Linked DNA regions of Homo sapiens: region 1 is linked to region 2. A link is an interaction called in ENCODE POLR2A ChIA-PET data of the cell type or tissue named here. Cell type or tissue: PC-9. All regions are shown on one strand. Links, peaks and the distances in the headings refer to the core of each region. The heading gives the core; the rest is flanking DNA. Region 1 overlaps MCOLN1 (mucolipin TRP cation channel 1). Region 2 overlaps ARHGEF18 (Rho/Rac guanine nucleotide exchange factor 18).

Evidence for each region. Peaks named below come from ENCODE experiments on the same cell type or tissue, not always from the same donor. Only the 100,000 strongest peaks of a DNase experiment are listed, where the experiment ranks them.
Region 1: POLR2A ChIA-PET joins it to region 2 with 9 read pairs; 7 of 35 experiments call an interaction of 5 or more read pairs at or near these places.

The regions. Positions count from the first base shown.
Region 1 is chr19:7,527,670-7,530,527 of GRCh38, reverse strand. It overlaps MCOLN1 (mucolipin TRP cation channel 1), which reads right to left. Exons shown (of 14, transcript NM_020533.3): 6 at 2,568-2,664; 7 at 2,271-2,370; 8 at 1,825-1,931; 9 at 1,558-1,707; 10 at 1,326-1,427; 11 at 816-938; 12 at 27-242. Among named protein-coding and RNA genes, the nearest start is that of MCOLN1, 6.5 kb to the right of the region's middle. In PC-9, for the core only: no CTCF peak of the experiment used is centred there; no DNase peak of the experiment used is centred there.
Region 2 is chr19:7,372,611-7,375,511 of GRCh38, reverse strand. ARHGEF18 (Rho/Rac guanine nucleotide exchange factor 18) reads right to left here. Exons shown (of 29, transcript NM_001367823.1): 3 at 2,441-2,700. Among named protein-coding and RNA genes, the nearest start is that of ARHGEF18-AS1, 21 kb to the left of the region's middle. RefSeq lists enhancers at 471-1,075, 1,076-1,680. In PC-9, for the core only: no CTCF peak of the experiment used is centred there; a DNase peak (open chromatin) is centred at 1,441.

The DNA.
Region 1 (2,858 bases), core at 359-2,858, 150 kb before region 2:
CTCAGGGCTGGGTGCATGCGGCTGACCTTGATGGTGTCGTAGGCGCCGGTGATGAGCGCGATGAAGAGGCTGAGCACCATGTAGATGAAGAGGCTGATGAAGGAGTAAAGGTAGAGCTGGGAGAAGAGCCACACCAGGCTGCTGCGGCCCTGCTGCGCCTGCATGGCGGCGAACGTCACAAACATGTCGTCCCCATTGATGAGCGAGAACAGGCACTCAGACACCATGGAGAGTGAGCGGAACTGCCAGAGGGGCGGCGGGGTCAGAGGGAGCCAAGGCATGGCCAGGAACCGGGGGCTGGGGTCAGGCTGGGGTCCCATGCAAATGGCTAGGAGCTGGTGGCTGGGGCCCCACATGAATGGCCGGGTCCCGGGCTGCGGTCACCATGTGAATGGTCGGGTTCCAGGCTAGGGCCCCTGTGAATGGCCGGGTCCCAGGCTGGGGTCCCACGTGAATGGCCGGGACCCAGGCTGGGGTCCCACGTGAATGGCCGGGTCCCAGGCTGGGGTCACTATGTGAATGGCCAGGTCCCAGGCTGGGGTCCCATGTGAATGGCCGGGACCACGGGTCAATGACAGGGCCACAGGGCCGACCTAGGGTCTGGGTAGATAGAGCAGGAGGGGAGTAATTCAGGTCGAAATAGGGTCATCAACAACTGTGACAACAATAATGGCACAGGGTCAGTGTCAGGGTCACCAAGGACCACAGGGGACAGTGGACAGACTCCCAGCAGTCACCAAGGGGTCATCTGGGGGTCACAGTGTCAATGACAAGGTCACAGGGTCAATGTCAGGGACATCAGGGGTTAGATGTACCTTCACATGATAGGGCCCCAGCACGATCCAGCCACAGAAGCAGTAGCCCAGGTAGATGACAGCCACGCAGCAGCAGAAGCGCATGACGCTGGGCAGGGCCACCCGCAGTGTGGCGATGAGGATCTGGGTTGGGGCAGAGGGAGCCTCGTTGAGGGTGTGGCCACAACTCAGGTCAGCTGTGGGCACCCAGATGGGGGTGGGAGGGGCGGGGCCTTGCCGAGGGCACAGCCGGTGTGGTCATGGGAGCCAGTGGGTGCCTAGAGGGGGCGTGGCCACGTCTGAGGGGGTCCGAGGGCAACGCACGGCTAGACTCAGCTGGGTGGGCACAAAGGAGCAGGCTCCCGGGGCCCCGCGCAGGTGCAGTGACAGATATATCTGGTGTGGGCAGGTAGGAGGAGGAGGCTTGCAAGGGGCCATTGGCCGGGGCTGGTGAGGGCTGCGTGTGTAGGGATTTATTTGGAGGGTGTGGAGTAACCATGTGGAAGGCCCAGCTGCATGTGCAAAACTCACATTGTAGTTGTGGAAGAAGGTCAGGTAGCGGATCACGCCCACCCACACCAGCAGCGTCGAGGTGCCCAGGAGGATGCTGCAGACGTCGTAGCTCGCCAAGTTCTGCGGGTGGGAGCTGCGTCAACCTATCTGGCCCAGCCCTTCCTTTGGGGGGCCTGGGGGAGGATATGGCCCCGGATAGGCACTGACAGCAGGGATGGGACCTGGGGCCCAGGGTGTTGGCAGGACGCACCTTGGCCTCGATGCCGATCTTCATGATGGTGCCCGAGATGGTGAGCACATCGCTGGTGACGAGCAGGATGTACCAGCCATTGACAAATTCCAGCCGCTCCCACAGGCTGATGACCCGTCCCCGCTGCCGCCACATGAACCCCACAAACTCCTGCAGAAGGCAGGCGGGGTGAGGGCCTGACCAGGCACAGGACCCTCAAAGCCCTGGCTTTTATCGCCCCAGGGCCAGGCGGGGAGGACACCAGCACACATGACGCAGAAGCCTCACGTTCTGCAGCAGGAAGCCTCGAAGGAGTGAGCGGGCGCAGAGGAGGAAGGACAGGGAGCAGGTGAGGATGACCACCACGTCAAACAGGAGCCGGAAGCTGTTGTCTCCTGCGGGGAGGGCAGAGCGGGTAGGGCCAAGGATGGCATGGAGCCTTGGGAGGCTAGCATTGGTGCCAGGCCAGGCTGGAGACCTAGGGGGCTGCACGGCTGGTTTTGGTTGGTCAGTGGGCTCAGGGCTTGCTTGGGGTGAGTCAAGAACCCCGGTCAGTGCTGGTCTGGGGCTTGGGGGATCTCAGCACAGGACGGGGTCCCTGGTCTGTGCTGATCTGAGGCTCAGCGGATTCCTGGGGAGGTCACGGCCCCCAGGCAGCGCTGATCTGGGGCTTGGGGAATCCCAGGACAGGCCAGGGCCCCTGGTCAGTGCTGGTCTGGGGCTCAGGGGCTCACCGTGCTGGAAGACACTGGGGTGCTTACACTCCTGGATGTGGGCCTGGGTCTCCAGGCTGATGGGGATCCGCCCACTGTGTGCTTTGTTGTCAAACGTGATCTGTGGGGGCCAGTTGGGGGCAGAGTAAACCTTGGCAGCCCCAAGCCCCAAGGTCCACATGACAGGTGGCCTGACAGACCCCGGGCTCCCTCCCTCATCACCCGCACGCTTGCCCTTGGCCAGTGCTCCCAAGACACTCCCTGACCAGGTCCCTGCCCTGGAACTCAGGAGCCCTGTGGGTTCCCGGGGGGCCTCACCAGGACGCTGAAGGTATAGCAGTCCGGGATCTCATTATTGATGAGGCTCTGGAGGTTAATGGTCTTCAGCCGGAAGTGGATGGTGACATTGACCAGCCTAGGCAGGAGGCTCGGGTGAGGGTCAGGGGCGTCTTCGGGTCCCTTCCGGCCCCAAGTGCCAGCGTCCCCTGCCACGTGCTGACTCTGCAGCTGGCAGGGGAAGTGCTCACCCAGCAGGCACCAGCGCGGGCGGGGGGGCCCTGTCCCCACCTTAGGGAAGTAGTTGCTGGGGTGAGAGTGCCTAGTGTGCTG
Region 2 (2,901 bases), core at 103-2,602:
TTTGTTGGAGCTACATTTGCATCTCAGATCGTTTTTGCACAGACTGGTTTTCTCTTTCTTTTCTTTCTTTTCTTTTCTTCCTTCCTTTCTTCCTTCCTTTTCTTCCTTCCTTTCTTCCTTCCTTCCTTTTCTTTCTTCCTTCCTTCCTTCCTTCCTTTTCTTTCTTTTTCTTTCTTCCTTTTCTTTCTTTCTTTCTTTTTCTTTCTTTTCTTTCTTTCTTTTCTTTCTTTTTTTTTTTTTGAGACAGAGTCTCACTCTGTCACCCAGGCTGGAGTGCAGTGGCACGATCGCAGCTCACTGCAACCTCCGCCTCCCAGGTTCAAACGATTCTCCTCCCTCAGCCTCCCAAATAGCTGGGATTACAGGCACGTGCCACCATGCCCAGCTAATTTTTGTATTTTTAGTACAGACAGGGTTTCACCACATTAGCCAGGCTGATCTCGAACTCCTCACCTCAAGTGATCCGCCCGACTCTGCCTCCCAAAGTGCTGGGATTACAGGCGTGAGCCACTGCACCCGGCCTGAATTTCTATGTGGGATGACTTGGAAGGGGTTGAGGGACACGGGTTAGGGGTGGCTAGAGCACCCCCTGCCTCTACTATTTGGTGCTGCCACTGTGGGGTGCATGGTGTCTCACACATTTCCGTTCTGATCATAACTGCATGGTGGCTTCATGCGTATGCATGCAAGCAGTATGCAGATCACGTTTAAGCTTATATGCGTGGGTCTGATGGGTGCTGATCGTGGCCGTACTCTCAGCAGGTGTGTAAATTTAGGTTTTTGTGTGCTTGCAGTGTGTGCATGCAGTCGATTTTTTTTTCTTCCTTTTTTTTTGAGACAGAGTCTCGCTCTGTCGCCCAGGCTGGAGTGCAGTGGCATAAACTTGGCTCACTGCAACCTCTGTCTCCTGGGTTCAAGCGATTCTCGGGCCTCAGCCTACCGAGTAGCTGGGACTACAGGTGTGCACTACCACACCTGGCTAATTTTTGTATTTTTAGTAGACAGGGGGTTTTGCCATGTTGACCATGGCTGGTCTTAAACTCCTGACCTCAGGTGATCCACCCGCCTTGGCCTCCCAAAGTGCTGGGATTATAGGTGTGAGCCACCGCGCCCGGCCTCACATGCAGTTTTCAGTTTGGGCTTGTGCATGCATGCTCGGTCACTTGCACAGGCTCTATGTTCATGCATGTGCAAGTTAGAAGAGGGTTTTTTGGGCTGCCTCTGATGGTGCAGACGCCCCTCATGGCCCTAGAGCAGGGATCCCCAACTCCTGGGCCACAGACTGGTACTAGTCTGTGACCTTTTAGAATCCGGGCTGCAAAGCAGAAGGTGAGCGCAGGCATGTGAGCGAAGCTTCATCTGTATTTACAGCCACTCCCCATTGCTCACATGACTGCCTGAGCTCCACCTCCTGTCATATGAGTGGCAGCATTAGATTATCAAAGGAGCAGGGGCCCGGCATGGTGACTCATGCCTGTCATGTCAGCACTTGGGAGGCCAAGGCGGGAGGATCTCCTGAGGTCAGGAGTTTGAGACTAGTCTGGCCAACATGGTAAAACTCCATCTCTACTAAAAATACAAAAAATTAGCCGGGTGTGGTGGTGTGAGCCTGTAGCCTGGGCAACAGAGTGAGATTCTGTCTCAAAAAAAAAAAAAAAAAAATTCTCATAGGAGCGGGAACTGTATTGTGAACGGCACATGCGAGGGATCTAGGTTGCACACTCCTTATGAGAATCTAGGCTGGGTGCGGTGGCTCACACCTGTAATCCCAGCACTTTGGGAGGCTGAGGCAGGCAGATCATGAAGTCAGGAGTTCGAGACCAGCCTGACCAACATGGTGAAACCCCGTCTCTACTAAAAATACAAACATTAGCCGGGTGTGGTGGTGCGTGCCTGTAATCCCAGCTACTCGGGAGGCTGAGGCAGGAGAATCGCTTGAACCCAGGAGGCGGAGATTGCAGTGAGCCGAGATCACGCCACTGCACTCCAGCCTGGGCAATGGAGTGAGACTCCATCTCAAAAAAAAAACAAAAACAAAAAAAAAAAAACAAACACAAAAACAAGAGAATCTAGTGCCTGATGATCTGTCACTGTCTCCCATCACCCCCAGAATGGACTGTCTAGTGCAGGAAAACAAGCTCGGGGCTCCCACTGATTCTACATGATGATGAATTGTATAATTATTTCATTATGTATTACAACGTAATATAAATAAAGTGCACGATAAATGGAATGTGCTTGAATTGTCCAGAAAGTATCCCCTGTCCCCCTGGGTCCATGGAAAAATTGTCTTCCATGAAACTGGTCCCTGGTACCAAAAAGGTTGGGGACCACGGCAGGTGCAAGGGGTGGCTTGTCTTAGGACCTGGCTCTGGCCTTCTGGACCTCTTCCCTGTCCCAGGGGTGCATTGTGGGAAGCAGGCAGCAGTGGGGAACTGACCTCCGCCAGCTCTCTGAGCAGCTCCGCGACCTTTCCCAGCTGCGCCGCCTTGACAGGTCTTGGGACCCTGCCAAGCTGGAGAAAAGAGAATCTCTTCCTGGTTCTTCACCGGTGGGGCGGCTGTCTGGGGTCTCCCCAGGCTGGCTGTGGGAAGGGGCCCCAAGGCCCAGGTCCTGCAGATACTCGCTGCCCTGAAGGGCCCCCAAATCCAGGCTGAGGTCCTCCATACTCTCGCTGAGCCGCCTGGGAAAATCATCCTCCTGTAGGTTGGGAAGGTGAGGAGGGAGAAGAAGACATTGACCAAGGGGCAGCAGAACCTGGGGTCTCTTGACCACAAGGTCCCTGCTCCCAACATCCAGACCCTGCCTGTCCCCTACCTGTCCCTCCTGGGCTCAGCGCCCTCCTCACAGCGGGTGGGATGGAATGGGAGGGAGTAGTCCCCCAGTCCCCTGTCTAACCTG